6 separate regions of the Mus musculus genome follow, and all the other regions are linked to region 1. The links are chromatin loops, found by intact Hi-C in ENCODE. Cell type or tissue: gastrocnemius. All regions are shown on one strand.

The links. A loop is a pair of places that touch in the nucleus more often than their neighbours do. Peaks named below come from ENCODE experiments on the same cell type or tissue, not always from the same donor. Only the 100,000 strongest peaks of a DNase experiment are listed, where the experiment ranks them.
Region 2: it touches region 1 in a loop (5-fold over the local background); 3 of 42 quality-filtered maps call a loop at or near these places.
Region 3: it touches region 1 in a loop (15-fold over the local background); 13 of 42 quality-filtered maps call a loop at or near these places.
Region 4: a loop joins it to region 1, with 4 times the contacts of the local background. A loop is called at or near these places in 5 of 42 quality-filtered maps.
Region 5: it touches region 1 in a loop (3-fold over the local background); 11 of 42 quality-filtered maps call a loop at or near these places.
Region 6: it touches region 1 in a loop (9-fold over the local background); 16 of 42 quality-filtered maps call a loop at or near these places.

Annotation. Positions count from the first base shown.
Region 1 is chr5:111,267,347-111,272,346 of GRCm38, reverse strand. Ttc28 (tetratricopeptide repeat domain 28) reads right to left here. Exons shown (of 23, transcript NM_001267622.1): 14 at 1,008-1,152. Among named protein-coding and RNA genes, the nearest start is that of Gm35628, 35 kb to the right of the region's middle. In gastrocnemius, a CTCF peak has its summit at 2,463 (motif pointing right); DNase peaks (open chromatin) are centred at 1,529, 1,887, 2,471 and 4,992; H3K27ac peaks cover 2,337 bases.
Region 2 is chr5:110,651,551-110,656,550 of GRCm38, reverse strand. Noc4l (NOC4 like) reads left to right here and starts at 3,169. Exons shown (of 15, transcript NM_153570.2): 1 at 3,169-3,328; 2 at 3,420-3,540; 3 at 4,132-4,238; 4 at 4,765-4,872. The coding sequence starts at 3,212. It overlaps Ddx51 (DEAD box helicase 51), which reads right to left and starts at 3,100. Exons shown (of 15, transcript NM_027156.3): 1 at 2,763-3,100; 2 at 2,540-2,673; 3 at 1,933-2,083; 4 at 1,537-1,682; 5 at 1,388-1,459; 6 at 1,138-1,244; 7 at 878-986; 8 at 646-791; 9 at 319-511; 10 at 105-220; 11 at 1-26. The coding sequence starts at 3,063. In gastrocnemius, a CTCF peak has its summit at 3,065; a DNase peak (open chromatin) is centred at 3,122; H3K4me3 peaks cover 2,491 bases; H3K27ac peaks cover 1,229 bases.
Region 3 is chr5:110,769,197-110,774,196 of GRCm38, reverse strand. It overlaps Ep400 (E1A binding protein p400), which reads left to right and starts at 3,480. Exons shown (of 52, transcript NM_029337.2): 1 at 3,480-3,705. Pus1 (pseudouridine synthase 1) reads left to right here. Exons shown (of 6, transcript NM_019700.4): 6 at 218-530. The coding sequence ends at 265. It overlaps Gm15559 (predicted gene 15559), which reads right to left and starts at 3,248. Exons shown (of 2, transcript NR_152254.1): 1 at 2,935-3,248. In gastrocnemius, CTCF peaks have their summits at 3,123 and 3,534; a DNase peak (open chromatin) is centred at 3,331; H3K4me3 peaks cover 2,249 bases; H3K27ac peaks cover 2,103 bases.
Region 4 is chr5:110,636,890-110,641,889 of GRCm38, reverse strand. No RefSeq gene overlaps it. Among named protein-coding and RNA genes, the nearest start is that of Noc4l, 14 kb to the left of the region's middle. In gastrocnemius, a CTCF peak has its summit at 2,170 (motif pointing left); a DNase peak (open chromatin) is centred at 2,180; H3K4me3 peaks cover 248 bases.
Region 5 is chr5:110,833,147-110,838,146 of GRCm38, reverse strand. Hscb (HscB iron-sulfur cluster co-chaperone) reads left to right here. Exons shown (of 6, transcript NM_153571.2): 2 at 1,744-1,840; 3 at 2,078-2,167; 4 at 3,348-3,492. Among named protein-coding and RNA genes, the nearest start is that of Hscb, 4.1 kb to the left of the region's middle. In gastrocnemius, a CTCF peak has its summit at 1,939 (motif pointing left); a DNase peak (open chromatin) is centred at 1,935; H3K27ac peaks cover 411 bases.
Region 6 is chr5:112,151,424-112,156,423 of GRCm38, reverse strand. It overlaps 1700016B01Rik (RIKEN cDNA 1700016B01 gene), which reads right to left and starts at 197. Exons shown (of 2, transcript NR_166436.1): 1 at 70-197. In gastrocnemius, no CTCF peak of the experiment used is centred here; a DNase peak (open chromatin) is centred at 2,466; H3K4me3 peaks cover 1,341 bases; H3K27ac peaks cover 1,808 bases.

The DNA of each region.
Region 1 (5,000 bases):
TGGAGAGCGTGAAGATAAGAAGGGACAGGGTGGAACATGAAGGGAAGAGGGGCTTGGCCTTTCCAGGAGAAGGCTTCAGACAGGAACTCCTGAAGGGACCTTGAGGAGGGCCCTGGACACAGCAGTTCCCCCTGCCCAGGTGACAGTCCCTGCCTGCAGCCCTAATGTGTTGTACACCTTGCCCTGTGCAAACCCGACATGTCCTCTAGATGGTCCTCACAGTCCTACAGAGAAAAGACATCAGGAAGGATGGCCAGGGTCACTTGCCAGAAGACAGGAAAGTCATCCCACAGCTGTTAGGCCAGGTGAAACACCGCTGGAGGACCAGGGAGGTGCCCATTCAGGGAATGGAGAAGTCATATGTGAACTGTGGTCTCTTAAGGATACACGGTGCCTGAGAGAGAGAGAGTTGCTGAGGGATGCTCCTGCCTCCTTAGAACAGCTGTCTGTGACTATCCTGCCTGAAACTGGCCCCTAAATTCTCAGACCCACCAAGGTCCCTGTACCACCCAAGAGCACTGTTTGAATTAAGCAGGGATATGGCAGGCTCATGTGGCTTGGATATGCCAGCAAGAGGGCAAGGTAGGCTGTAGTTGGTGTCTTTAGCACCAGACATTGGTTCTGTGTTTGAGACCCAGGCAAAGAGCAAGGGGGTGGCCTGGGTCAATCCAAATAAACATCTAAGATTAGGTAGGCGTGGCTGGCATTCATTCCTAGCACTGACACGTTGAGCCTCATGACCTATAGACCAGACGAGGAGCACACGAGGACACTGAGCCAAATGCGTTCAGCCCATGTAGAGCAGAGCAAAGCAAAGCACAAGCTCAGACCTGCCATCCTGACTATAAGCAGCCAGCGAAGAATGCATGTCCGTGGAGTGCTCTGGGGGTGCACATGCACACTGAACAGAAAAAATCCGCTGGGGGGGTGATGGTGCGCATGCGCACCAAGCAGAAAAACAAATGCATTCTGATACGAAGGGGTGTCATGTCCCAGGAGCCACTTACCCCTTCCATGGGTGCGATGAGCAGATCGTACAGGGCACGGAGTGGGGGCTTGGCCAGTGAGTTCTGCCTCCTGGGCAGAGAGGAGGTCCCATCCTTGCTGGGTGACACCGTACCACTGAACAAGCTTGTCATGCTCTGGCAGCTCCTGGGGAGACAGGACCAGGGTTGGAATCAAGCTCACCCTCCATCATTCTGGTTGCCCAGAGGCAGGGCCTCTCAGCATGCCTGTCACCTCCAGCTCGTGCTTGCCCCTTGCAGGGGTACTGTCATACAACATTGAGTTCTGTACAGAACAGCGTGCGTGCATCTCTGTGGTGTCAGCTATGTAATCAAACATCCCAGAGTGCTGGTCCCGCATGGCGCAATTGTGCTCCGTCAAAGACAGGGGTCAGGAAGGGTCAGTGCAGCGGCCAGGCTGACAAGGAAGATGACGTTCAGTAGCAGTGAACTCACTGCTGAAGTGACAAGACAAGGATCTGCTGGCCAAACCCAGCCAGACCCTGACAGGGACTCTCCATTTCACAGGGGTGCCCTGAGAGCAGCTGATTGGAAAGTTGCCTGTAGAGGAGGGGCACTCTGAGCAGCTATTAGGGGCAGTTTCACTAACACAGAGGCATCTTCAACCCCCAGGACCTCCAGGAGTCATACTCTCAAAGGGTGACAAGGACAACTACTGACTGATTCAGAAAATATGTTTAGGTTATTAAGTACTGCTAGGCAGAACCATGGTCTCCACTAAGCATGCAGGTAAATGGGGAGGAGGTGGCAGAATCCTCCTGGCAGCCTGGCTCGTGGCCTCAACGTGGCCAGCTGGTAGCACACTCTGTGAGACTGTCGAGTGTTAGCAGTGTATTGTTTCCACGGTATGCGGCAGGACCTGCACTGGCACGAACTGTGCCAGACGCCAGACAGAGCAGCAGGCTGTATGGCAAGTGCTCTGCCTGTTAGTTTTGTGACAGCTATTCAGTTGTTGCCAGAGGGCTTCCTCCGGGGCCAGTTGGAGGGGGCCTGTGTGCCTCCCCGGCTGTGGCTCCTGTGTTCTACTTTCTCCCTTAGGTCTTCCCCGTCCCACCTATTTCCTGGGGTGCAGCCATTCCCCTCTACTCGGGAAATATGATTACAAGTGACAGGGTGTGCTATAGCTTTGCTACCAGAGCCATTGGTGTACAGATGACCCTGGAGAGACACTCTGTATCCAGGGACAGTGCTCTCCGAAGGAGAGATGTGCACATTGTTCTCTGAAGACGTGCTTGAGCAGAGCATTGGCTCCCTTCTGGCTGTACAAGGGGGCTGGGTTCAGGGCTGGCACAGGACAGGCACCTTCCCACTTCCCATTGACCCAGCAGCAGGCCAGGTCCCCAAGGAAGTCCTCAGGGGCCCTCTCCAGTCTCTCATCTCTGCAGCTGCCCTGGGCAGGGCAGGGGTCAAGCTTTGTATGCCACTGGACTTGCACTATCACAGAGATCCAGCAGGTGGCGGTAGATCACTGTCTTGCCATCCAGTCCCAGCTCCACTTGGGACAGTGACAGCTAAGTCCCAGCTCCACTTGGGACAGCTAAGTGACAGCTCAGCCCCAGGAAGAGGGGGTTCCTTGGCTATGAACCCACTTTAGAGGACTGCAGAGCACAGCAGCCTGTGCTGTGCAGGGAGGAGGCAGGGCAGGTGCAACCCAGGGCGTATTGTTCACACACTGTTGGAAGAGGCGGCTGTCGGCTTGGTGTGACTAAGCCTGGTCTCCCCTGACAGACGCTGCTGTGCCCCTGAGCCCACCACCTTCCGCAGAAGCTTGGGATGGCAAGGGAGCTGGCATCTGTCCCTCCTGACACTGCTGCTCGGGGGCAGCATAGGGGCCCACTGACCTTACCTGTGCTTGGCATGGAGAGGTGAGACTACAGGCAGGGGCAGTAGCCTTCTCACCTATCCATGACAGCAACGTGGTCAGCCCTTTGCAGAGGCTCTACACCCCAAAGCAAGCCCACGGGGCGTTGCTCCCTGTGAGTTCACAAGGACCCCTCAGATATGTTGGGAGGAGCTGTCCGCAGGGGCCAGAATGATCCTGCTTTGCGCCTGGAGGAGCCTAAGCACACACAGGTGAGTGCTTGCTGGAGCTTTAGAAGCCCAGGGCCAGCATCTAAGGAGGGTGAGTGGGGTCTGGGAGACTGGACCACAGACTTTCCATCTGACAGGTCAGATCCTGTGCTGCCTCTTCATGTAGCTACGAGGCTCTGGGTGACTGCTTCTTCCAGGCAGCTGGAACAGCTGGATTCCTTGTAAGCCTGCTATCAGTGACAGCTATTCCATTGTTGCCTGAGAGAGCAAGCCAGAGGGACTTTCCTCCAGGGCCAGTTAGAGAAGGTGGGGCAAGCCTTCCCAGTTTCCTTTGAACCGTGCCCTTTACAGCTATGGGAAGAAGGGTCAACAGAGATCAGGGAAGTGCTACATTGTGCTGGTGCTTAGAGGCATCAGCTGAGCATCACAGGTGCCTTCTCTTTGCTGGGGTGGTACCTGACCAAAGGACCCTTCTATCCTTCCCCCACTCTCCAGTTAAGTGAGTCAGGCACATGTAAGTATGTAGTAGCAAGGTAGCCAGCACCTCGGGGGTGGAGAAAGAAATCCTAGAGCAAATCCAGTCTCTAGAGATGTGCAGCCCAGGGCGGGGGTGGGGGTGGGGTTGGGCAGACAGACCCAGAGAAAAAATGCAAGGGAGCAGGCAAAGACCTCTATACCCAAAGCACCAGGGAATCTTCGAAGAAGAGAGTACTCAGCTAGGAAAGCCAGACTTGGTCATGTCCCAATGCCAGGCAAAGATCTGGAGTCAGTAATGACAAGCCTGGGACTCCTCTGGGCCATACAGAGGGGACAGACTATGGAGAGAGTGGATGGCAGGGTCACGTAGAGGCTATCTGACTCCACTTAGCATCCTGAGAAGGGGTAAGACTGTGTGAGTGGGGGTCTGGAGACCACCCACTTGCCTCAGGGTATGGGTGAGGGATGAACCCCATCTTGCCACCACTCTGTTGGGAGTGACATGTCACGTAGTGCTGGCCACCTTGCAAGGCCCTCTTCCAGGATTGCATCACCACTCCCTGTGAACGGTGAATGCTCAGGCATGGGGTGGGGGTAGTCAGCATGGGGACCGGAAGCACCTGCAGGCCCACCTGCACACTGGCTCTTGTCCTTCCTAATGCCACGACCTTTAAATACAGTTCCTCATGTTGTGGTGACCCCCAACCATGAAATTATTTTTGTTGCTACCCCATAACTGTAACTTTGCTGCTGTTATGGATCTTGATGTAAATATCTGTGTTCTCTGATGGTCATAGGTGACCCCTGTGAGAGGGTCATTTGACCTCCGAAGGGGCTGACACCCACAGCACTAGCATATCCGGCTGGGGCTGGAGTTACCAGGCATGGGCTGTGGGGGGCAGAGTTGGGGTTTAGCGGCATCTCCAGCACTCACTGTCACCTGCAGCTGGGGAGTGTCATCCCTGGGACAGGGCCTCAGGTAGGGAGCTTCTGGGGCTGCTGAGCTGAGTCCACCTCCCAGTCTTCTATACAGTCTTGAGGGATTAGCATATTGTAGACAGGAAAGTGAATTAAGAAGTAATGAGGAGACACTCTTGTCTCCACGCTCAGCCTCGCTCTTGCCTGGCAAGAGGGCCATCAGCCATGCGATGCTGCCCACATACCAGGAAGCCAGCTGATGTTTGCAGAGTGGTCCTTAATTGCCACACTGAAGGGACATGGTGGGGGGGGGGGTCTGTGCACATGTTAGGACTGAGAAGGTGTCTACTAGGTGTCAACTACAGCCTGGTGAGGCCTGCATCTAGTTTTGGGCTTGCTGTTCTTGATCACAAGCCAAAATCTTATCCCTTGCCACCCAGGTGGAGAAGATGCCAAGTCTAGCCCAACCCCACACCTCCTTGCATCTGGCTGAGTCCTTCTAAGACAGAGGGACACCCCCACGGCCAAGAGGGAGGGAGGACCAGCTTG
Region 2 (5,000 bases), 620 kb after region 1:
CAAAAGCTTGTGCTAATAGGTACAGCCTGGGCAGAGAAGAAATAGAAGCCAGGTGTTACGAGAGTCTAGTGTACATTGGCTCCACCCACCTTAGTTCACCTTACCTGTGGGAGTTTTCTCGGGAGTTGGTGAAGCAAAGAGCCCTTGAGCAGCTCATCCTGAGGACCAGGTGTAAGACAATGAGTGGCTTCGAGCTGAGTCTACACGGCACATAGTGATGCTGTGGGAGATGGACAGCAGGCGCTAGCCAGGAGCCCTGGACCTAGGCACCAGCCTGCCCCCACACCCTAGCCTGCTCCACAGGTCCTCCTTGCTCACCGTGAGCCCCACGGGGAAGGTGTACTTCCCCGAGTTTTCATCCACCTCAGCTGTGTCTTTAGGACTTTGTTGTCCCAGCCTTGTGGAGAAAAGCCGTGGCTGGTAGAGGCCAAGGCGCTGCAGCTTCTCGGGGTCCTGGGTCAGTGTGGCTGAGAACAGTAGCTTCTGCAGAGGCATCTGGGGGACACAGGTGCTGGAAAAGGAAGGGCATGTAAGGGTGACAGATTTCCTTGTGCCACCCCGATCCCTGTTATAGACAGGGCCAGCCAGGGAGCTGAGAAAGAGAGCAGCACCTGGAGGAGCCGGCCCTCATGCAAGGCAGGGTACCTGGCAGCAGTCAGAGCCTGGGGCTGTGTCCTCTGGAGCAGGGCACAGGAACCCGTGGGGCCCTCACTGTAGAAGGCTGCCGCCACCACTCGTGGCAGCCAGGACTGGTGCATGCTGTCTATCATCCGGTCAGCCTCATCAATGATCTATAGCAGACAAGAGCCAGGGCTGGATGAAGACTCCCTGTCGAGATCACCCCAGCTAGAGGCTCAATGTCCAGACGGTGGCCTACCAGGAAGCGGAGCTGCTGGAGGCTGAATCCTGGAGTCTGGTCAATGTGGTCCACCAAGCGGCCAGGTGTGGCCACCACAATGTCGGCCAGGCAACGGAAACCATCTGCTCTGCAAACCACAGAGACTCAGAGGAAGGAAGCGCCTCCCGGGGCCATCTAACGCCAAGCTCGCATGTAAAGCACGGACACCACCCCAACCAAAGGACACCAGCTGGGCTGAGGAATGACCTCTTCAAGAGGCCACCGCCTGGCACACCTACGTCTTCTGGACAAGACTCTCCTGCTCCTTAGCCAGCGACTTCTGTCCAGTCACCAAGGCAACCCTCAGAGGCGTGGTGTCTGTGTAGATGTTGAATACTTTGCTCACCTGCAAAAGGAGTCCGTCACTGGCCTAAGGCAGACTAAGCAAAGACCCTTGAGTGTGACTCAGGAGGTCAAGAGGTAAGTAGCATGTATATGCAGGGCGACTAGAGATGGGGATACAGACTTCTGGACGCAGAGCTGTAATACCTGTTGGGCCAGCTCCTTAGTGGGAAGTACAACCAGTGCACGGATGTGGCAGACCACTCGATGCAACAGGGCCTGCAGAGACAGAGACCATCTGTGCCACTGGGACCCTCCCTGTTGTGCTACAGCGGGGAATCTGCCCTCATACTCACCTGTACCACGGGGATGACAAAGGCCAGTGTTTTCCCACTGCCCGTTGGGGCAGAGACGCAGAGGTCACTAGGTTGGTAGCCACCTCTGCCTATGAGAAACCCATGGTCAGCACTTTCGAGGAGGGCGGGAATCACAGCTGCCTGGACTGGAAGGAGAGAAGGAAAGGAGTGTGTCAAGTATAGGCCGTGTTATACCATTTCACCCAGGAATTCTCCCGGACAAAGATGCCACCAGGGCTGGAAAATTGTCAAGGACCTGAACCCAAGAATATGGAAGCTCGCTGATCTGATGTGTAGTGGGGACCCCTAAACCACAACCCTGACACTACAGCTCTAACAGCCCAGGGAAAGCTGCCTCGGGGAGTTCACCCCATCATTTGTCCAAGGCTTAGGCACCTGGAAAGTAGGAAGTGATGCCATTAGCTCTCAACTGCTTCTGCAGGTCAGGGTGAACCTCAGGGATGTCCTCAATGGGAGTGAGATCTTCGGTGACACTCTTTTTGACACAGCTTGGCTTAGCCAACCATGCTGGCAGGAAAGGCTGAACCTGAAAGCAAGAAGCAGCGCAAACGTCCCCCAGAAGGCTCCAGGCTTGTGGAGTCATTAGAAACCAGGAACTACAACATTAAGAGACCCTAACCAGTCTTTCTTCAACCCTTCACCACCTCCCACTCTGGCAACCTTTGGACAAGACACCCGGACCAGCAGACACCCTATCCTAGTGCACTAAACACAATCTGGATACTTTGCCTATAAGCCTACCAACCCAGCAAACTGTCTTCATGCACCAAGAAATGTTGCTTTCAACAGGGACAGCAAGGCACGCCACGGGGCTTATCCCAAAAGTTCTTATCCGTCTGGATTTCAGTTTCAAGAGTGTCCCATGCATACCTCCCACTTTCAGTAGTTAAGGTCACGTAACAAAACGAAATCCCCCCCACCCCCCGGCTAAGAACTGAAGAGTCCCGGGAGGACAAAAAGAACCGCGCACAGGCTCACTCACCTTCGGCGTCTTTCTTCTTGCAAAGTCCCCCAGCACCCGGCCTGGAGCCGGGGGTCTCTGGACATCCTCCTGAGGGTTCGCACCCGGGTCCTCTGCGCCGGCACTGAGCTCCTCCGGAGCCTCCTCACCTCTCCCTGAGCGACACAGCACAACGTAGGGGGATGTCAACCCAGCAGCACAGAGAGCCTCCATGCCCCGTCCACACTGCGCACTCACGGCCCACCTGCGTCCACGTCCTTGTCCGCTTTCCGCCGCTTCGCCCTAGGAGCCTCCGAGTTCGGAGTCGCCGAGCCGCTCACCCGACGCCGCCGTCGGGGCCGCCGTCGCCGCTTGCCTGCTGCTGCCGCTTCCCCTTCCCCGGCCGTTCCTGTGGTCTCGAGCTCCGGCTCCCGCTGCTGTCGCTCACGGGCTCTGTTCTGCAGCCGCTCGAGCAGCACTCGAGCCCGGCTGCCCGCCTCTGCGTCCGTATCCCCCTGCCCCGCGGCCTCTGGGCCCGCGTACCGCGCTATGTGGAACAGCGCCATAGCTGCCCCACGCCGCGGTTCCTCTCCGGCGCTCTTTGATGACGTACGCCGCCCCGCGACCTAGAGGCTCGGGTGACGTCACGGGCGCGACTCCGCTCGGCGCACACTTCGGTTTCCAGGAACCGGGAGCAGCATCGGCGGCGGCGGCATGGAGCGGCACCCAGCTTCGGCGAGCTCCAGGCAAGAGCTCGGCCGCCTCCTGGAGGCAGTGCTGACGAGTCGTGGCCAAGCGAACGCGGTGTTCGACATCTTGGCTGTGCTTCAGGTGAGCCGCAGGGGCGGACCTGGGGGCGGCCAGGTCAGTGGGAGTCGCGACGGGGCCGAGCGTCACCTTGTCGGGGCCTCCCCGTGTTCAGTCCGAGGAGCCCGAGGAAATCGAGGAAGGAGTGCGCACGTGCAGCCGACTCTTCGGTACCTTGCTGGAGCGGGAAGAGCTGTTCGTGGGCTCGCTGCCGAGCGAAGACACGGCCCTGGCAGGTGGGTGACCTGGAGGGCGTGGGGTACTCTCCGCTAGGCAGTTCCGGTGGGACGCCTTGTCAACTTAGGATGCACCCCCGAGCCAGGGCCTTGTCATAGACCATGCGATCTGGGAGGACGACGCAGTCACTCATTGTAGCTCAGGAAGCGAGTTGAGATCCGTATACTTGCCAGGACTGCGTGAATCCGTATACGTAGCCGTTTTCACTCACTCACACACACACACACACTCTCTCTCTCTCTCTCTCTCTCTCTCTCACACACACACACACACACACACACACACACACACACACACACACACACACACACCCATGTTTTATTTGCGCCATTTCCGAGTTTGATACTGTCTCTGTCCTAGTGGGGAGACCCAGGTTCTGAGGCAAAGCGAGAGGAACTACATTTCAATACCCCCTTCCCAGTTTGCAGGGCTCAGAAATCGTCTTTCCCAAGCCCCGGTCTGGCATCTTAAATAGTTTACAGCTGTGAAGATGAGAAACAGCCGGAAGATTGGGGCTGAGTTTGGGACCTTGGTCAGGCTTGGCACACATAAATATGAGTGTGAGTTAGCTCTCCTAACTCTGTCCCCAGGGTCCCAGGGAGCCACATACAAATACAAGGTGTGGATAAGACATCGATACCACAGCTGCTGTAACCGCCTAGAGGAACTCCTGGCCCATCCCACCTTCCAGGTCAAGGTGAGTCTTGAAGCCCTTAGCCCAGCTTTTCCTCTCATCTCTAAAGTACTTCACAGCACAGGGGTAGAGGCCTTTGATGCGAGCATCTCTTCCTTCACTTGTCTGAGAGACTTCTACCTAGACATCTTTATTGCTGTTCTTTTCCACTGTGTGCTGTGAATCATCCGGACCTAAAGACATGGAGTCTGTAACCCTAGTTCCAGGCAGCAGATCTGCTTTGTACATTGTCACATTTGTTGAGGCACCTCCAAAACTGGGGGGGACAAGGGAATAGTTAGGTGGCCTCCCCTGCAGGCCCACCCTGTGTACATGCCTCAAGCCAAGTTCTGTTAAGAGTTCTATCCCAGGTCACCATCGGCACACACATGTAACATGGAGCGAGATAAGCTGGGGTCTGGCCTCCTTTCTCTCCTGGTTTTTGGCCCGGTCCTAAGCTTGGTTGTGAGAGCTCCTCCCTGAGGCTAGAGGAGCTTTGGGGGCCTCCTGAAGGGTGGAGGCCTCACGCTCACTCTTCTCTGCATCCCAGGAACTGGCCCTCAAGACACTCATGAAGTTTGTGCAGCTGGAAGGAGCAAAACCACTGGAGAAGCCTCAGTGGGAAAGCCACTACCTCTTCCCCCGCACACTCTTCAGGGTGAGGCCTTGGTGGGACCTGGAGGACCGTGGTGGCCACCGCCTAAGGCCATCCCATGAGCCAGCAGACTGAACAGATAGCTGGGGGGATTATTCCTGTCTTGTCAGTTGAAGAGGAAATGGCAGACA
Region 3 (5,000 bases), 500 kb after region 1:
ACTCACTTTGTAGACCAGGCTGGCCTCGAACTCAGAAATCCTCCTGCCCCTGCCTCCCAAGTGCTGGGATTAAAGGAGTGTGCCCCACCAGTGCTTTTGCTCAGCAACAAGCACTTGGCACTGTACCCAGGATTCCTTCATTTTTCCCAAGGCCCACACATGGGAGTGCTTCCAGGTTAGGTCTCATGGTCCTTTTCCTGTTTGCCCTTTCCTACAGGTCCCCAGTTCCCTGGAGGGCAGTGAAGGGGATGGAGACACTGACTGAAACTGTAGATCCTGCCACTGCTGTGTGTGCTGAGGCTGGAATCTCTGCACCTGCCTGTCACTCAGGACGGGGGGGAGCCAAGAATTCGGGGGCTGGCTTGTGGATGTAGCCTGGCTTCATAACCTCAGGATATTAAATTCTCATCCCAGGAATCAGCTGCCGACTTTAGCCCATGCATCGTGTGTATACACCTTAGCATGAAAGGGCACTTTTTAAAAAAAGTGATTTTTTTTTTCCTATTAAATATGTTTTGCTTAGTGAATTATTCTTTGCCTATTTTCCTTTTCTGGCTGTGAGATGAGTGCAACACTGCTGTGTTCGGGATAGCTGAGGGGTAGGCACAGAAGGTCAGCACGGGGTGTGGTTGGCTGGGCAGGCAGTAGATGTAGCCACTAGCAGTCTGCTCCCGGCTGCTGCTGATACTCTCTTCCTTCCATCCGGACCTGTCCTTTGAGACCATCCCGGTTTTCTCTGAAGTGGCTACACTGGTGATTTCATGCTGCCTATTCTTGGGAGACCTCAAGGGGGACCGTGCGTCAGCAGCCCCCACCTTTATGCCCTAGTATTCTTCACCTCCTTCTGGGTCTCCTTTTTTTTTTTTTTTTTTTTTTTTGGTTTTTCGAGACAGGGTTTCTCTGTATGGCCCTGGCTGTCCTGGAACTTACTTTGTAGGCCAGGCTGGCCTCGAACTTAGAAATCCGCCTGCCTCTGCCTCCCGAGTGCTGGGATTAAAGGCGTGCGCCACCACGCCCGGCACTGGGTCTCCTTTCTTATGTGCTAACCATGTATCCCTCATCCCTGGACAGCCACGGCCACTTACTCAGCACTAGGTTTGGAATGCCCTTTCAGTCCACAGTGTACTCCTCCCAGACCTCTCTCGCCTTTTATGGGTGAAGGCATTCTCAGATCTCTAGCATAGTCAGTGTTATGGGGCCCTTAGACCTACACAGATGGCTTCATCCCATGACCTGCATTTTTGGTTTGTTCGGAATGGCGAGCAAGCAGTTTTAGAGGAGTAACAGCTCCGTGAGGCAGGGAGGGGTCATGTCCTCAAAATGGGTATTCCTTTTTTTTTTTTTTTTTTGCAGAGAAGTTGGGTTTGCTTTCCAGCAGCAATATAGTGGCTCCATACAATCTGTAACTCCAGTTCCAGATGATCCAACAGGCTGCATTCAGGCAGGCAAAACACTTATAGACAATTTATTTTGGCGGTTAGTGGGATGGCTTAGCAGTTACAAGTGCCTGCTGGTCTTACAGAGGGCCCAAGTTCAGTTCTCAACACCCGTGCTGTGCAGGTTATACCCACCTATAATTCTAGCTCTAGAGGACTCAGCCCTCTTTTCTGGCCTCTGAGGACACTCGTTCATGTATGCATATCCCACACTTAGACACACGTGCACACTCCTAATTAAACAAATAAAATCTTTTTTAAAAAAGTATGTGTGTGAGTGTGTGTACATGTAAGCTCCCTAATGTGGGTGCTAGGAACCTCATTTTTTTTTTTTGCAAAAGCAGCAGTGCTCAGAAACCCTTGTAAGTTTCTAAAAATTATAATGTGTGTGTGTGTTTGTGTGTATGTCATGTGTATGTGTGTGTGTCATGTGTATATGTGAATGCCTGTGGAAGCCAGAAGAGGTTGTCAGATCTGGAGCTAATTACAAATGGTTGTGAACCACCTGATGTGGGTTCCGAGAACTGAATTCAGGTCCTCTCATGGCTAAGCCAACTTTCCAGTTATCCTGGACTTTTTTTTTTTTTTTTAAAGATTTGTTTATTTCATGTATATGAGTACACTGTAGCTATCTTCAGACACACCAGAAGAGCATTGGGTCACATTACAGATGGTTGTGAGCCACCCTGTGGTTGCTGGGAATTAAACTCAGGACCTCTGGAGGAGCAGTCCGTGCTCTTAACTGCTGATCCATTTCACCAACCCCTATCTTGAGCTTTTAAAAAGATCCTTTATTTTAGAGTTTCATGCATGTATGTTTTGGTCATATCCACCTTCTCTTCATTTCCCCTTATTCCCTACAACTTCCACTGGCTCCTTCCTAACACATTTCCCTCCTGTTTTTTATTTTGAGATGGGGTCTCATGTATTCCAGGACAGCCTCAAACATGATGAATGGATGAAGCCAGCATGAACCCCAGATCTTGCTGCTTCAGCCTCAAGTTCTGGGATTATAGCAGTGGTTCTCAAACATTCTGATGCTGTGACTCTTTAATACAGCTCCTTATGTTGTGGTGACCCCCAACCATATTTCATTGGTACTTCATAACTGTAATTTTGCTACTGCTATAAGTTGTAATGGAAATAAATATCTGACATGCCGGATATCTTATATGTGACCCATAGGCTGAGATCCACTGAATTACAAGCTTGTGCCACGAAGCTCAGTTAATTTCTTCCTTTTTTTTATAGTGTTTTTAAAATTATAATCTTTTGTTGGGCAGTGGTGGTGCATGCCTTTATTTAATCCCAGCATTTGGGAGGCAGAGGCAGGTGGATTTCTGAGTTTGAGGCCAGCCTGGTCTGCAGAGTGAGTTCCAGGACAGCTAGGGCTGCACCGAGAAACCCTGTCTCAAAACAAAACAAAACAACAAAACAAAACAACAACAACAAAAAATATATATATAAAATCTTTTTCAAACTCGTACTACAATCTTACCTCCTCTTGGGTCGTGGTTTCTTTTGCATTTCTGTGATGTCTAATGATGCTGGATGTATTTTCAGACTTCTGCTCACTGCGCCTCAGGCGCCTTTTTGTTCATAGGGCTAGTCCCCTATTTCCCACGGAGGCGGAGCACACCCAGAGGATGCGATCAGGTCCGCTCGAGCTTTCCTAAACAGCCTCCCCCGCTGGAGCGAGTCGCCAGGTGGCGTAACTGAGTGAAACTCGGGGTCCGCCCCCAACTGACGAGGCCACGCCCCTTCCCGAGTCTACCGGAACTTCCCCGAGGCCTGAGGCTCCGCCTTGTACCCATGAGGCCACGCCCCAGCCCGCGTGCACCGCCTCAGCCCCCCCAGCCCTTCCCTGCGCGTGCGCCGACTCCCCTCGTCCTGTCCGAAGCGGTCCCGCCTCGTACGGATGAGGCCTTTCGGAGGCGGCCCTGAGGTGGCTCTCCGCTCTCCAAACTCCGCCCAACGCACCTCCTGCATACAGCTCCGCCCCTAACCGCCTGCTTAAGAAGCCGCTTCGGTCCTGCCTCCGCCGTCAGCAGCGCCTCAGCTTCAGGCGACCCCGCGCGGCTGCGAGCGGCCCTACAGGATAGGTACCGTTAGTCCCTCGCCGCGCGCCGTAGCACCGGCGCTGCTACTTCCTGTGCCCGTGGACCCGGATGTGCCGAGCGGCTGCGGCGCGCTCGAGCCTCCCGGCTGTCCTGACGCGGCGGAGCGCGGCTTTTGCTCGCGGTGCAAGCGAACGGGATAGCGTCAGCGGGTGAGAGGCGGGACGGTGGGTGGTAGGCGGCAACGGCGGCGTGCCGAGCGGTTGTGTTTAGCGGTGCTGCTGCTGCTGGCGTCGCGGCGGGCCCAGGCCGCGGCGGCGCTTTGTCGTGGGCGGGCGGGGCCGAGGGGCCGGGCGGCGCTGAGAGGGGACCGGTCGGTGGCTCGGCGCGTGGTCCGGCCTCAGCAAGGCCCTTCTCTGGTCAGCGCTCTCGAGTGCGCCGTTCTTTCTGGGCAGGCGCGCGGCCGTTTCCGAGCGCTCGGGAAGGCGGGGCTCTTAACGCCCGCGGCACCGTTGGTCCGCGGCGCGCGGGGCTTCCTTTCGCGACGTAGAGCCTTGAGCGGAGACAGAGCGGGAAGGACGCCGGGGATCTGGCAGAGCTCCCCGGGCCGGGGCTCGGAGGTGTACCATCAGCCGCCGAGCCGCTGTCTCCGCAGGTCTGTCCCTAGGTCCAGTATCCTGGAGCACCGCGACTTGGAATTGGGGGTTGCGCTCATCCCTGGCACTTGTCACTTGTGCTCTCGATTATACGTGTGGCAAAAACGGTCCTTGTTTTGTTTCGGTTTTGGTTTTGTTTCGCTTTTCCATTTTAAGTCAGGGTCTTACCCTGGAGCCTTGGCTGGCCTTTTAACTCGCCATTTAGACCAGGCTGGCCTTGAGCTCACGAAGATCCGCGATTCTTGTACCTGGGTGTGTGTGTGTGTGTGTGTGTGTGTGTGTGTGTGTGAGAGAGAGAGAGAGAGAAAATGAATGAATGAATATGAATTATACAATTTGGATGGCCACAAGGCAAACCACATGTTAACTTTAAATCTTCTTTTTACGTATTTAGGTTTTCTGAGACAAAAAGTCTCATGGAAGTCCGAATCAGCCTGGACTAGACTCATTAAGTAGTCCAAGCTGGTCTGTAATTCTTAGCAATCCAGATGCCTCCACCTTGATACTGGGTTTGCAGGTGTGAGACATCATGCCTGGCTGTTTTTATTTACTTGCCATTGAGAGGAATCTTTGTGTCCCAGGCTGGCCTCAGATCCTGGCCTCAGGTTATCTTCCTACCTCAGTCTCTTGCGTATCTGGGAGTGCTGGTTCCTGCTGCAGTGCCCAGCCCCCTCTAACCCCCTTAATTTATTTATATATTTTAAAAAACCCAAAAAAACAAAAAACACATGGTCTCACTGAGTAGTTCTGGCTGTCCTGAAACAGGCTGACCTCGAACTCAAAAGAGATCTACCTGCCTCTGCCACCTGAGTACTAAAGGATTGAAGGTCTACTCCACATCTTCCTCCCCA
Region 4 (5,000 bases), 630 kb after region 1:
CTTGAAATTGGATGTCTACCTCTTGAAGTGGCCAACCTACAGGCCAAGATTTCGGAGAGATAATGGTGACATCTGCACCAGTGTTGACCATTCCTTTGATCTCAATATTGTTTACTAGTATTCTTACCTTGGGCCTTTGATCTTCTATAGAAGTTTGCCAAAATATTGGTTTGGGGCCCTTTTCGAATTATCTACAGAATTTGTCTTAACCTTGTTATCTGGTCTTATAATATCTATTTTCAACAGTGGTGTTTAATTGTCCTGAGGAAGAGAATTTTTCCTGTTTGGCATTGGGGCCTACGAGAGCCCCCCCCACCCCATACCCTGGGAGTTTTTTGGTCAAGAGTTACCCCATTTGTCTGTTGTTGATTTACATTCCCTAGTCCAGTGTCTAGGCCTTTGTCACATCTCTTGCATATCCCAGGAGGCTTGGGCTCCCTTTTGGAATTAATTTGGTTTTCTCTGAAGCTTCTCTCTCTCTCTTTTTTTTTCTCCCAAGACAGGGTTTCTCTGTGTAGCCCTGGCTGTCCTGGAACTCACTCTGTAGACCAGACTGGCCTTGAATTCAGAAATCTGCCTGCCTCTGCCTCCCAAGTGCTGGGATTAAAGCCGTGCACCACCACTGCCCAGTTTCTCTGAAGTTTCTTTTGACATAACCTTGCTCACCACGATTAAGAAATGTTGTATGGCCTCAAGGCCTCTAGTGGCAGCTTCTCCTGTTAAGGTCATATCAGGTGAACGGGGTCTAACATCCACTGTATGTCTAATCCACTCTTCTATTGATGCTGACCCTGCCTTCAATGGTCTGATTACTTCTTTGCATTCAGCATTCCCATTTTCAAAAGATAAAGTCTTGATTCAGGACTTTCTTACTAATGGATCCAATGTACTTCTTTCCACAGATAAAGACAACCTTTGGAAAAAGTCAAGGAATGTTTCTTTTAGACCTTGCTTGGCCTGAAAAAAAAAAGGTTCAAGTCTTTCTACTCTTTCTGCGACTTCGTCTCAAGCATTTAAGGCTGCCTTAGCACATAACATCAAGCTTTCATCATATTCAGCGTCTACTTCTAGCTCAGCAAAATGACCTTCCCCAAGCAGCAGAACTTCAGAAATATTCTTACCTCTGGCTTTATTTTGTTGGGCTATCTCCTTTGCTTCTTCTCTCCACCACAAGCACCATTATAAAGGTGACCCGGGTTCTCATATTGCTTTTACCACATCCTTCCAGTCTTTTTGTTTTTTTCGAGACAGGGTTTCTCTGTGTAGCCCTGGCTGCTCTGGAACTCACTCTGTAGACCAGGCTGGCCTCGAACTCAGAAATCCGCCTGCCTCTGCCTCCCAAGTGCTGGGATTAAAGGTGCGTGCCACCACCGCCCGGCTGCAGTCAGTGCTCTTAACCACTGAGCCATCTCTCCAGCCCCTGTGCCAATATTTCTCTAGCGCTTGTATCTCTGTCATCCTGGTGTTTTGTTCAACCTAATAATATCTTTTTGTAACCTCTCCTCCAAAGCTTGCCCCCATGCCTCAGACTTCTCCTTTTGTTGCTCCTCCTGTTCCTTAAGTGTCTGCACCCCCTGCTCAGAGCTCCCCTTCACCTTATTTTTTCTTTATGTTGTAATCCTGATATTGTGATGTCTATTTTATTTTGACTGATTAATTTTAGAAGATTCTCCTCCAAGTCTCACTTCCAATTCTCATTTCTTCTTCTCTGCTGCTCATTCTGACCTGTGAAATTTTGCATTCTTTGTTCTAGCATCTTTTCCAGCTCCTGTCTCTAACCTTCATGTTCCTCTCTCTGTTATCTTGACCAATAGAATCCTGTACCTTTCGTTCCAGATTTTCCTCTAGGCTGTATTCATTTTCTTCTCTCTGTTGCTTAGCATGACCTACAAATTCCTTTAGTTCTTGTGTTTTCTTTAGGCTGTATTGCCCAGTCTTTTCTTTTTTTCTTTTCTTTCAGTTTTTCAAGACAGGGTTTCCCTGTATAGCCCTGGATGTCCTGGAACTTACTCTGTAGACCAGGCTGGCCTTGAACTCAGAAATCCGCCTGCCTCTGCCTCCCAAGTGCTGGGATTAAAGGAGGTATCTAATTTTTGTGATTGTCAATTTTGAATTCTCAGTACCTGATCTGGAGCTTCTTGTACCTTTGTCTCCCCCTGGTGTTCGATTCAGGACATTGCAGTCCTCTCGGAATCTTATTCGCAGGAAGTGGGTGGTGGTGGCTAACTGTAGAAAGACGTGGGACTTCTGAGCCTCTCTCTGGCTTTTGTTTGGGTTGCAGTCGGCAGCATGTGCACTGATTTCAGGCAGCTTGCAGTCGGGAGAGCAGGTCTGGCTGTTCCGTGTCCAGTTTAGACGTGGGGGATACAGGAAAAGCGAGCGCAGGAAGGCCTGCTCGGGGTAGAGATACCCAGATCAGCCAGCTGTGCCTGTGAGAGAAAGCTTTGGAAAGTTAGATTTTGGTTTTTTGTATTGTGTGTGTGTGTGTGTGTGTATGTGTGTGTGTGTGTGTGTGTGTTTTCAGTTGTTGATCCTCAGCTGTGAAGACTGCAGGCTGCTTCTCAGGCAGTCGTGCCCCAGGGTCCTTGGTTCTTCTGTAGGCGCAGGGACCCCCCCCCCCCCAAACCATGTTATGGCGCTGCCTATGTCCAGCTCAGGGCAGGGGCGCTGCCACTGGTTGCTGAGGTTTGCTTGGGGTTTGGAGAGGGAGCCTCAGTCTGTAGACCCCTTAGACCCATTTGGTGTTTAATTTCCATCCTGGTGCACCTTTAGAGATCAGCCCTAGTTATTTATATGGGGCTGAGGGGAGTGGATTGGGAAAATCTAATATACTACTAACTTATTCCCCAGCTATGAGACCCCTTGTTGCTTGCGGCTTCTCCCAGCCATGCGGTTCTGGCCCATTATGGCTTCCTCCTCCTTCTTCCTCTGTCCTCTTTCCCCTTCTTCCTCTGCCTCCTACTCCCTCTCCAGTCCCACCTTTTCCCCTCCACTGCCCAATCACAGGCTCTAGCCTTTTATTGGCAGTTAAAATGGGAGGTCAACATGGTATCACCTGAGGACGAGGTAGTCTGCTGGGTGGGGTGGGGTGAGGAGACTCTCTCGAGGAACCAGTACTAACATTTGAATACAAACAGTGTGTGTGTTTTCTACCTTATGTGACCATGAAGCAGGAGGCCCTCACTGAGGGCATCTTGACTGTGAATTTCCAGATCGTTAATTTGTTTTTCCTAGTTAGTATTTCTCAGGTATTCTGTTATGACTACACAGGCAGAGGAGAGGCCTCTCTGCTTGAGTCTTTTTTTTTTTTAAAGATTTATTTATTTTATTTATATAAGTACACTGTTGCTATCTTCAGATACACCAGAAGAGGGTATCAGATCCTATTGCAGATGGTTGTGAGCTACCATGGGAAGAGCAGTCAGTGCTCTTAACCACGGAGCCATCTCTCCAGCCCCCTCTCTTCTTGAGTCTTAGAGGAATGAATATAAGGGGCTCACTGCAGCCCCATCTACTGAGTAGTTATTGTGCGTTAACAAGTCTCCCTTTTCAATGTGCAATGGCTTCACCTTATGACTCTTCTCTTCCTCCTCGTCCTTTCTTCTTTGTCCCTCCTGTCTTCTACCTAGAGATGCAAATACTTCAGGCAATCGAGTCATACTCACAAGTAATGAATCCCATGCCCGAAGGGAGGTGGAGACACTTGAGCATCTAATTGGCACTTAGCAAATTTGCTATAGGGACGAAGATGTCAGTGACATACTTCCCAAATAACAGCCATGCTTGGTGCTTTGGCAAACATCCCCAGCTAAAAATGACTGCCCCACTAGAGGTTGGGGTACATGGATGCTCCCTAGGGAACTTCATCTGTTCTCAGGGTCTCACCTCTAGGTCAGTAGCTGCTAGAAAAAGCTACACTCTTACCATCACAGAGCCAAGCTGCTAGCTCAGGAATACCTTCTGTAGTCTGTGCCTGTGTCCCTTCTAGTACAGTGGCCAGAGTGCAAATTGCTTTGGAACTGAATATACAAAGTACAACAGCATTTATTCTACAGCTGGGCTGGCTTGGTGGACACAGATAACTCTTTTTAAAATAGCTTCCTAGGTCAGGGCTGGGTCCCCCTGAGGTAGGAACCTCTGTAGCAGCTGCTGGCTGTCTACTCAGACCTAGAAGGCTGTGGCTGGCATCCAACCATAAGGAGATCTAGGGGCAGCTGAGTGACAGCCATAAGCAGGCCTTGCAACCATCAGAAGAGGCTGGTCACTATTCCCACTTAGGAAACAAGTCAGCAGGCTTGGTTTTAGCCGGTGACAGTTACCAGAGCCTGTTCCCTCTCTGGTGAGATCGGCTACCTGTTCTTAATTCTCTGGGGTCAGTGTCCCCCTGAAGGGCCTATTCTCCCATCTCCCTTTACCATCCATTGCTTTCTGAGCTGTGGTGACAGTGAACCCTAGGCCTGTATGAGTTACGTTGTGGCTACCAACTCAGAACGGACAGTAGTTCCTAGGGGCTCACAATCTGTGCTTCCAGATCCCCTTCTGAAGTATTTGACCAACTGTTTCCTTCATCAGCCGCCAGGTTTAAAAGGCTCTTTCCCGGGTGTTCATTTATCTATACTGGGACTTTGTGCCCTTATAAAAACATCCTTTGAATACTAGCAATATCTCAGTCCCACATGACTGGGACCACCAAGGAGTAGGAATTCAGCTCACACCGAGGGCTCTTTTTATTCAAGAGTCCTCGGCTTGTGTCAAACAAAGTGGAAGCTCCCTCCCATACTCCTGTTCCTTAGTCCTTGGTAGGCCTCTGTGACGCCCACTCTCCTCACATCTGTCACCTGCTTGACTCCCGGTGTCTGTCACTGCTTTATTGACTTCATCTTGAATCTATGTGCAAGCGTTTGCTTCATTTCCTGGAGGCTTGGTGGCTCCTTTCTGGTTTATTGGAAACAAGATTCTTGGACATCGGTTGAACCTTAAAGATGTGACAGAGGTGTGTG
Region 5 (5,000 bases), 430 kb after region 1:
TGATCCCAACCTCCAGACAAAAGCAAAAAGATACAGAGTCCAGTTTGCATCCTACAGTCAGGGCTGCACAGTAGCAGACTGCACAGACTCAGTTGGAATCACTCCCTGGAAAGAAAGGAGTGCTGAATCCTTACTTCATAGTGGTGATAAAACACATCCTTGTATTAGCCAAGGTTTGGGTTCAAATCCCAGGACTATGCTTTAAAAGAATAAAAAAAAAAAAAAAAAAAAAAGCTGAGCAGTGGTGACGCACACCTTTAATCCCAGCACATGGGAGGCAGGGGCAGGCGGATTTCTGAATTCAAGGCCAGCCTGGTCTACAGAGTGAGTTCCAGGACAGCCAGGGCTACACAGAGAAACCCTTTCTCTAAAAAAACAAAAATAAATAAAGAATACCTGCTTCTAGTTATCAAAGGCTCTGTATAGTAGTCTCTATCTGTAATTCCAACTACTCAGGAAGCTAAAGGAGGAGGAGCAAAATTTTCAGCCCTGGGCAATTGAGTAACACCCAGGATTTCTTTTTTAAGTTGCTAAACTTGGCTATATAGCAAGTTTGGAGTCTATAAGGTATTTCTAGCTCTATTTCTCTCTCTCTCTCTCTCTCTCTCTCTCTCTCTCTCCCCCCTCCCCCTTCCCCTCCCCCTCCCCCTCCCCCTCTCCCTCTCCCACACCCAAATTTTGTAATGCCAAGGCTCTAGACCCAATGACATACCTGTTAGCCCACCTATAAAGAAGGCTAAAGTGTTGTCTTGAGGGTGATGTTGGTGGCCCACGCCTTGGGAGGCAGAGGCAGATGGATTTCTGAGTTCAAGGCCAGCCTGGTCTACAAAGTGAGTTCCAGGACAGCCAGGACTATACAGAGAAACCCTGTCTCAAAAACAAACAAACAAAAAAAAACAAAAAACAGAACAAGAAACTCTGTCTCAAAAAGTAAAACATTTGAAATGTAAATAAAGAAAATAACCAATAAGAAAATAAAAAAGTGGGGCAGGAGAGATGGCTCAGCGGTTAAGAGCACTGACTGCTCTTCCGAAGGTCCTGAGTTCAAATCCCAGCAACCACATGATGGCTCACAAACCATCCTTAATGACATCTGACACCCTCTTCTGGGGTGTCTGAAGACAGCTACAGTGTACTAACATATAATAAATAAATAAATCTTTTAGAAAATAAAAAAGTAAAAAGGGGCTGGAGAGATGGCTCAGTGGTTAAGAGCACTGGCTGCTCTTCCAGAGGTCCTGAGTTCAACTCCCAGCAACCGCATGGTGGCTCACAACCACCCGTGATGGGATCTGATGCCTTCTTCTGGTATGTCTGAAGAGATCAAGAGTGTACTCACATAGATTAAATAAATTAATCCATCTTTTTTTATAAAAAATAAAAAGAGGCCTGGCAGTAGGGAGTGGCTTGACACTAAAGTTCTTGCCCAACCTATAGAGACCCTCAGTCACCAAGAGTTTACCATGCATTACACTAACCTCCCTTAATGCGTCAAGCTATCGACCTTCCAGCCAGGTCAGTGTCGTCTCTCCGCTCATGTCCCTTTCTGATCTTCGCTCCTTTGGGTCTCCTCTCTGATGTCATACCTATACCACCTCTTCCGAACCTGTTCTGTTTCCCTTCATTGCAGCTACCAGGTCTTAAAAATAACCTTTGTTTACGCGTTTATTGCATCCTCCCCGAGAGCAGAACCAGACTGTAGTAAATGGCTGGAACTATGAATGATATCTGGTTTTCTTCCAGCAACCGCTCCTTCAGGGTGGACGTTACGAAACTTCAGCACAGGTACCAGCAACTGCAGCGGCTTGTCCACCCAGATTTCTTCAGCCAAAAGTCTCAGGTATTTACTGACCCTCCCCCCAATAGTCCCCATGTATGGGCACAACTGGGTGGGTAGCTCTGTTGCTCTGGGAAAGAGTTGGGCTGCTAGCTCCACCCTGTGGCAGCCTGCCCCTAGACAGCCAGGCCCCAGAGCTGTCATTTCCTCCCAGCTTTTATCTGGCTTCCCAGATAACGGAACACACGCCAGCTTGACCAGCTCTTGTAATGATAAAACTGTTTTTACTTCTGTGAACAGACTGAAAAACACTTCTCTGACAAGCACTCCACCCTGGTGAATGATGCCTATAAGACTCTTCAGGCTCCCCTGACCAGAGGACTATATCTTGTAAGGTGATTTCCCAACCCATCTGTCTGGGACTCCTCTGTATGAGACCTAGCCTGGTCCAGGAAGCAAATGATGGGAAAAGGAAAGGAAAGAAAGAAAAAAAATTTTAAATTTTTATGCAAGAATAATCAGTGTTCTTTGTAAATCCATCTTGTTTGTTTGTATTTTCCTTTGAAAGAAAACATCACTGGTTGTAGCCCAGGCTGGCTCCAGGTTATTAATTCTCTTGCTTCACCACACCCACATCCAGCTCGTTCCTAATTTTTCTTTTCCTTCAGTACTGGGTATTGAACCTAGTGCCTTGTGCTAAGGAAGCACTCTGAACTGAGCTATGGCCCCTGCTTGATGATTACTGGATTTTCTTTCATTTGCTTGCTTCCATTTGTTTGCTTGTTCGCTTTGATGGTACTAGGTTTTGAATCCACTCAACTATATCCCCAGCTGCCTTGTTACTTTTTGAACCAGTCTCACTCAGCTGCCCAGGCTGGAATTGACATGTGATCTTCCTGCCTCAGCCTCCTGAGTAACTTGGGATGCAGCCCCACACCAAGCCAGACCTGGATCCTTTTGCATATCCTAATGTCACCCCTGATTGTAGTGCTTTAACTATTGCTTTAACTATTTTCAATGAATTTGATAAGAGTACTTGGGCTGGGCATAGTGGCGCCTGCCTTTAATCCCAGCACTTGGGAGGCAGAGGCAGGCAGATTTCTGAGTTCGAGGCCAGCCACGGCTATACAGAGAAACCCTGTCTCGGAAAAAAAAAAAAAAAAAAAAAAAAAAAAAAGGAAAGAAAAGAAAAAGAAAAACTAAAAAAAAGGAAAAAAGAAAAAAAGAGTACTTGGGAGTCTTTTTGTAAGGACATCTAGGCGATTTTAGAACTGGAGGGAAAGTTTATAAAGACTCACTTAACATCTGAGATGTGTGAGGTACCAACCATCGCTTTGATGGTACATTCAGCAGAGTGAGGTCCTATACCAGCACTCACTGTTACTAGGACAGCTCAAGTTTCTGAAGGGACACAGTGCTTATTTAGCATGTACTAGGCTCTGGGCTCCATTTCACCTGACACTCAAGGCTTCCCCCAGGAGTGCCGTGTACTCTGAAGGAGTGAGCAGTATTTACTTAACACTGAATGTTTCCTAACCAAACTCCTTTTCTTTGTGCTCCTCCCCAATAGCTAAAGCTCCAGGGAATAGAAATTCCTGAAGGGACAGATTACAAAGCAGACAGTCAGTTCCTTGTGGAAATCATGGAAATCAATGAAAGACTCGCAGACGCCCAAAGTGAGGCCGCCATGGAAGAGATAGAAGCCACTGTCAGAGGTAAAGGGAAAAATGATAATAAATATGCTTAATTTCCCCAAGGAGGACACGGCCACATTAGAGGGGAAATGAGAAGGAAAACACTTGCTGGGGGGGTAAAGAGATGGCTCAGCGGTTAAGAACTCTTCCAGAGGTCCTGAGTTCAATTCCCAGCAACTACAGGGTAACTCAGAACCATCTGTAATGGGATCCGATGCTCTCTTCTGGTGTGTCTGAACAGAGTAACAGTGTACTCATAAACATAAAATAAATAAGTCTTTAAAAAAAAAAAAGGAAGGAAGGAAGAAAATCACTTCTTGGCCTTAATTGTCATGCAAGAACTGACTTTGGAAGATAGCTTTAAGCAAGAGTGTAATCAACCAGGACAGCCAAGGCTATACAGAGAAACCCTGTCTCGGAAAAAACAAAATAAAAAAAAATAATGTAATCATACTCCAAGTATTGCAACAGTTGCTTCTATCTAGCATGCTATTTACATGCTGTCGTTATTTCTGGGGATGAAAATGACCCCGCTAGTTGGTAGAAGTTAGTAAAAATGCCCCAGGATCACACAGATCTGCAGCAGAGCAATCGCCTAAACCCTGACCTTCTGACCCAGCCTGTTCAGTTTCCATTTCATTCCATGGTGTATCAGTCAAGGGTCACTAGAAAGCCTGCAGGGGATATAGGTCTAGTTAGTTATTTCACAGAACTGGCCCAAAGGTGGAGACTGACACACAGAGCTGCTACAGGGCAAGGCCTGGGGTCATAAGGTGTTTGTGTACATGTGTGCGTGGTGCACAACCAGGAGAACTTGAGTTCAATCCCCACAATTCCACATGCTGTCTCTGACTTCCACACAGCTGCTGGGGCACACACAACACACAAACACCCACACACACCCAACCAAGTACTCTCTCACTCTAAGTAATTAATGTCATTTTAAAAATAAAATAAAAGTTGGGTGTTGCCTGAGGAGTAACACACAAATGACTTCTGACCTACACAATACTTGCATACACACACACACACACACACACACACACACACACACACACACACACATTGTAGAACAGAACAGTGGGCCAAAAGCTTAGGTTGGATTGGTTTGTTTGTTTTTTTGGGGTTTTTTGGGTTTTTTTGGTTTTTTTGACAGGGTTTCTCTGTGTAGCCCTGGCTGTCCTGGAACTTGCTCTGTAGACCAGGCTAGCTTGAAACTCAGGCATCCACCCGTCTCTGTCTCCTGGTTGTTGAAATTAAAGGTATGTACCATCTCCACCCACTTAGGTTGGATTTTTATATCACAGTCTTAAATATTTTTCTTCTGTTAGGAATCTAAATCTAGCCGGGTGTGGTGGTGCACACCTTTAATACCAACACTTGGGAGGCAGAGGCAGGCAGATTTCTGAGTTCGAGGCCAGCCTGGTCTACAGAGTGAGTTCCAGGACAGCCAGGGCTACACAGAGAAGGAACCTAAATCTGTTGGGTAAGTGCTCGACCACTGAGCACTTTATTTTACTGGGTTTGTT
Region 6 (5,000 bases), 880 kb before region 1:
GACATACCTACAAAGCCATAAGTGCTGGTACCACTAAGGTAAGCATCTGGAACCTAGGCTAGTAGTTACCTGGGCCATTTCAGGGAGCTCTGTCTTGGCTGTGGCCCCCTCTGGGGTGCACTTTGTTGAGCTGAGCTGGGTTGGGGAGGGGCTCGGAGAGAGGGTTGGTGTCTCCCTTGGGGTCACCAGGGGTCAATGAGCAGGGGTTGGGCTTATGAATTTCCTCTCAGGGCCCCAGACAATGGGGGCTTATTTGGTAATGTTGTTTCCTTGGCAACCATCTCTGTTCTGGAGAGTGGAGGTACTGGGGGTGGGGGAGGGCTGTGGAGAGAGAGGGGTTGCTGGAGGGGACACCTACTTTTAAGGTGCAAAACAGAGGCTAGTCTGTGTGGGTGTCTTACCTTCTCTGGAACTTGTCATTTCTAGGACAATTCCTTGCATTTTAAGGACATCTAGAGAGCTGAGTTTGAGTTTAGACATCTAACTCACTGTGTGACCTTGGGTCGATGACTTGCCCTCTCTGAATTTCAAGTTTTTCTCCTGTGAAGTAGGGGTAATTCTTTGTAGGGTGATTTGGGAGAGACAAGCACATTATGGGGCGTGACAGAAGGCCCTTCTGAGCACTTGTTTCTCATTTGATTGGTTCTTACTGCTTGGATTTAGTCACCTCCTTGGTCAGCATCTTAGAGTCACTGTTGTTGTGATGAGACACCACAACCAGCATGGGGAGGAAAGGGTTAATTCTGCTCACACTTCCACACCACAGCCCATCACCAAAGAAAGTCGGGAAAGGAACTCAAGCAGGGAAGGAACCTGGAGGCAGGAGCTGATGCAGAGGCCATGGAGGGTGCTGCTTACTGGCTTCCTCACCATGGCTTGCTCAGCCTGCCTTTTTTTTTTTTTTTTTTAAAGATTTATTTATTTATTTATTTATTATATGTAGCTGTCTTCAGACACTCCGGAAGAGGGAGTCAGATCTTATCACGGGTGGTTGTGAGCCACCATGTGGTTGCTGGGACTTGAACTTCGGACCTTTGGAAGAGCAGTCGGGTGCTCTTACCCACTGAGCCATCTCACCAGCCCTCAGCCTGCCTTCTTATAGAACTCAGGGCCACCAGCCCAAGGATGGCTCCACCAACAACGGGATTGCCACACCCATAATGGGCTGACCACACCCACAATGAACTGGCTCCACCCACAATGGGCGGGCCCCCATCAATCACTAATCAAGAAAACTGCCCATAGGCTTATGGCGGTATTTTTACATCAAGGCTTCTCCTCTTTGAGGACTCTAGCAGCACAGAAAGCTTCCAGAGTCACACAGATCTGGAATTTCTAAGGACCAAGGTGGTTGTTCTGGGAGCTTGGCTGCCGAAGGGTCTTCATTATTGGTCATGAGTCACTTTCTGGCATGTGAAGAGACTGAGGTCAAGTCTAGGGTGCCCTTGTCCTGTCTCCCTGCCGCACCCTCCCTGTATATGGATTTGAGTGCCTCATTCCTGGCTGCCAGGGCTGCTTTGGTGCTGAGGCAGGGGCGGCAGCCTTGCAGGGCTGTTTTGTATCCAGAACAACTCAGGAACTGGAACTCATCGGACCTTCACGAGGCTGGCTGCCCTAGGCTGCCTCCTGGATTCTGGCCACCCAAAGCATCAGGCTTCTCCATGGTCTTGGGAGCAGATTGGTGACTGGGTGGGGACCAAACTCACCCCAGTGCAAGACTTACACACACAACACCCAGCAAAGCCCTGTGAGAAGCCAATGCAAGGTTAGTTTTCATAAGGAGAGTTAGATGTTCTGGAGTTGGGGATGTATTTGTACTAAAAAAGTATTCTCTGATTGCTTTTGGCCACCTCACCTAGCCGGTTGCTTTACCACTTTTGAGACAGGGTCCTGCTCTACATCTGTGGTAGGCACGCTTCTGCTTCTAAGTTCTGGGATTGCAGATCAGTGCCAGCACACAGCAAAGACTTTTATATTTTTAAAACTAAAAATATTCCTTGCATGTGTGCCTGAGTAATATGTCTGCGAGCCATGTGTGTGTCAGAAGCCCATGGAGGTCTGAAGAAGTGTGGGATCCTTGGTACTGGGGTCACAGGCAGTTGTGAGCCATCGTGTGGGTGCAGGGAACCGAATAGAACCTCTGCAAAGTAGCCATGCTACAGACTCCGACCAAACAACTTATAACAATTTAATTTTCAATTTGGGGGCGCTGGGGATGGGACTCAGAGCCTGGCGCATGTGGGGCTGGGCTCCTACTGAACGCCACTCTATTATTCCTCGGAGGCAGGACTTGAACCTTATTGTACCCGCTTTATGTTTGGTAATAAAAGTCATGTGCCTGTGGGTCCCCTTAACGTGCTAAATGCAATACGCAAGCCTGGTGCTGGCTCTCTGCGCACACGCCCTTGGACTGCAGTTCCCATGATGGCCACGCGGTGTCGCTGTCGGCCCGCGATACCCGGGCAAGACGGGCTGGCCCATCCATCACCGGCCGCGGCGCAGACAATGCGGGGAGCGGCCTCGGCCCGCGCCCGCCCGCCCGCGCTGTCGGTACAAAGGATGCGCTGTTAACACGTGTACGGTAATGGGCTCCTCCACGGCCTCTTCCCGGGCCGCCCGCTCCCTGCCCGACGCATGGCCGGAGACATCCATCTAAATTATGTCACCCAGCTGTGAGCGGCTCCCTGCCCAGTCGGTCCGGGGCTGTGTGTGCCTGGCTTTCCTGGGCCACACAGCCCAGCATGAGAGGAACCTCTCACAGGTGAGCACCTACTGTGTGCTGGCTGGGCCCCAGCCACAGGACATGTGGCTTAGTCTATTTTAAAGAGGAACTTGATGCTTGTAAGGGTTTGTTTCAAAGTTGCGACGCCCTGCAGCTTGCCTGGGCTGCCTTAAAAAAAGAAAGAAAGAAAAAGAAAAGAAACAAGACAAACGCTCCCAGTTTATTGATGTTTGAATGTCGCCCCACACCATAAAACGCTCCTGTTTAACATTACATTTAGGGGCTGGGAGAAGACACCCATGGTTAAATGCTTGCTATAGAAGCCAAAGCCTGAGTTCGATCCCTGCCACACACCTGGGTGTGCTGGTCCTTCAGAGGTGCCACTGAGAGATGCTATCCGCTATCCACCTTCACCAAAGACACCTTCCTCCCATCCCAACCCTGCCTCAGTAAACAAGGTGGGCATGTGTGAGGGACTACACACACACACACACACACACACACACACACGCGCGCGCGCGCGCGCGCGCGCGCTCCTGTGTACACTTCTGTCCCCCATACCTGTGAACAAGTAAGTCATGGTCAGAACTGCTCAATAGTCTCACTGGAGGATACACCCAAAGGCACCTGCTCCTGCCTAGTGGTCACTTCCTCTCTCCCTCTGCCCTCCCTCTCTCTCTCTCCCCCCCCTCTCTCTGTCTCCCTCTCCCTCCTTCTCTCTCTCTCTCTGTCTCCCTCTTCCTCCTTCTCTCTCCCTCTCTCTCTCTCTCCTTCTCTCTCTTCTCTCTTTCCCTCTCCCCTTTCCCCTCTGTCTCTCCTCTTTCTCTCTGTCTGTCTGTCTATCTCTGTGCCTCTCCTTTCTGCCCAAACTGCCTGTTGGCTTTCTGTCCCATGGATCTGTGTATCCCTGGTCATCTCACACAGTGGAAGCCAGTAGTGTGGGGTCTTCCTGGTCTGGCTTGTTCCTGTTTGGCATTGTGTTCCAAGGGTGCATCCATTCCATAATACACCCCAAACTCTTTATTCCCTTTTAAGGGCCAAGTAATAGTCCAATGCATGGAGGTCCCGAGTTTGGGTTCCTCTGTGGATGGCTTCCTCCTTCTGGCTTTATGGATGACCCTGTTAGAAACTTTTGTGTGGGTGTGTATTTTCATTCCTTTGGATAGGTGTGTCTGTCAGGGAAGTTTTGGGTCACATGGTAGTGCTGTATGTAATTATTTGAGGGGCTCCCAGCCTGTTTCTAAAAAGGCTGTTTATCATTTCCTACTTCTTGAATGATCTGATTATTTTATTCTGACTACCCTAGGAGTCTCTTACTGTGATCTTGACATACATTTTTCTGCTGACAACTGATGTCAAACATCTTTCCCTGTTTTCTTTTGCCATTCGGGTCGTAATCTATAAATAGAAACATCTATTCATACTTTTTGCTTATTGAAGACAAGCATCTCCTCATTGTTGAAATGCCAGAGCTCTTTACATATTATGGACATAGTTGCTTATCTGGCACAGAGTTTGCAGCTCATGTCTCTTGGGTCCACAGTACCACCATTTGCTTCATCAAAGTTTTAGGTTTCAGAGTACGGGTTCATGTTTCTAGTTTGTCTTTTATTTCCCAGGCTTGTGGTGTGTTCTCAGGGAATCCCGCTGTGTGTGATTCCAAAACTGTATTTTGCTATCCTTGGGTGAGGGTCATGAGGAAGGGGCTGGTCAGGGTGGAGAGCTCCAGAGAAGGATAGTGACCGTGGAAGTGGGCAGACGTGGGTGGCTGTGCTTGGTGATGTAGTGAGGCCACTTGGTGCCTTGGTCTCCGGTCCCCATCTGTTACAGGGAGGCATGCACCCTCAGGTTGCTGTGAGATTGGAGGAGGGTATGAACATGGTGCAGATGCGTAGAAATCAGATGAGACGACACAGCCTGCATCACGGGCTCGCAATATCTGCCCCTGGGACTCCTGGTCGGAAGTCCCTGTCCAGTGGTTTCCTTTTGTCCAAGACTCCTCAGGGTCTTCTTGGATTCTAGGGGCGTCAAAAGGGCATCTTCATCAGGAGATGGGAGCATCAAAAGGAGTGGGGCCTGCTCCCAGTGAGGCAGCTGAGGCTCAGAGAGGAGATGCCATGGGAACAAGGTCACACAGCCCACCTTGGAATGACTGCAGAGCAGAATGCTTGCCTATGGCCCTGAGGGGTGGGTCTTCTCTTCTCGGGTCAGAACTATGGAAGGACCCCTGTCTACCATGCACCCACCCTCTTCCCCTTCCCCAGGACAGTTCAGTACC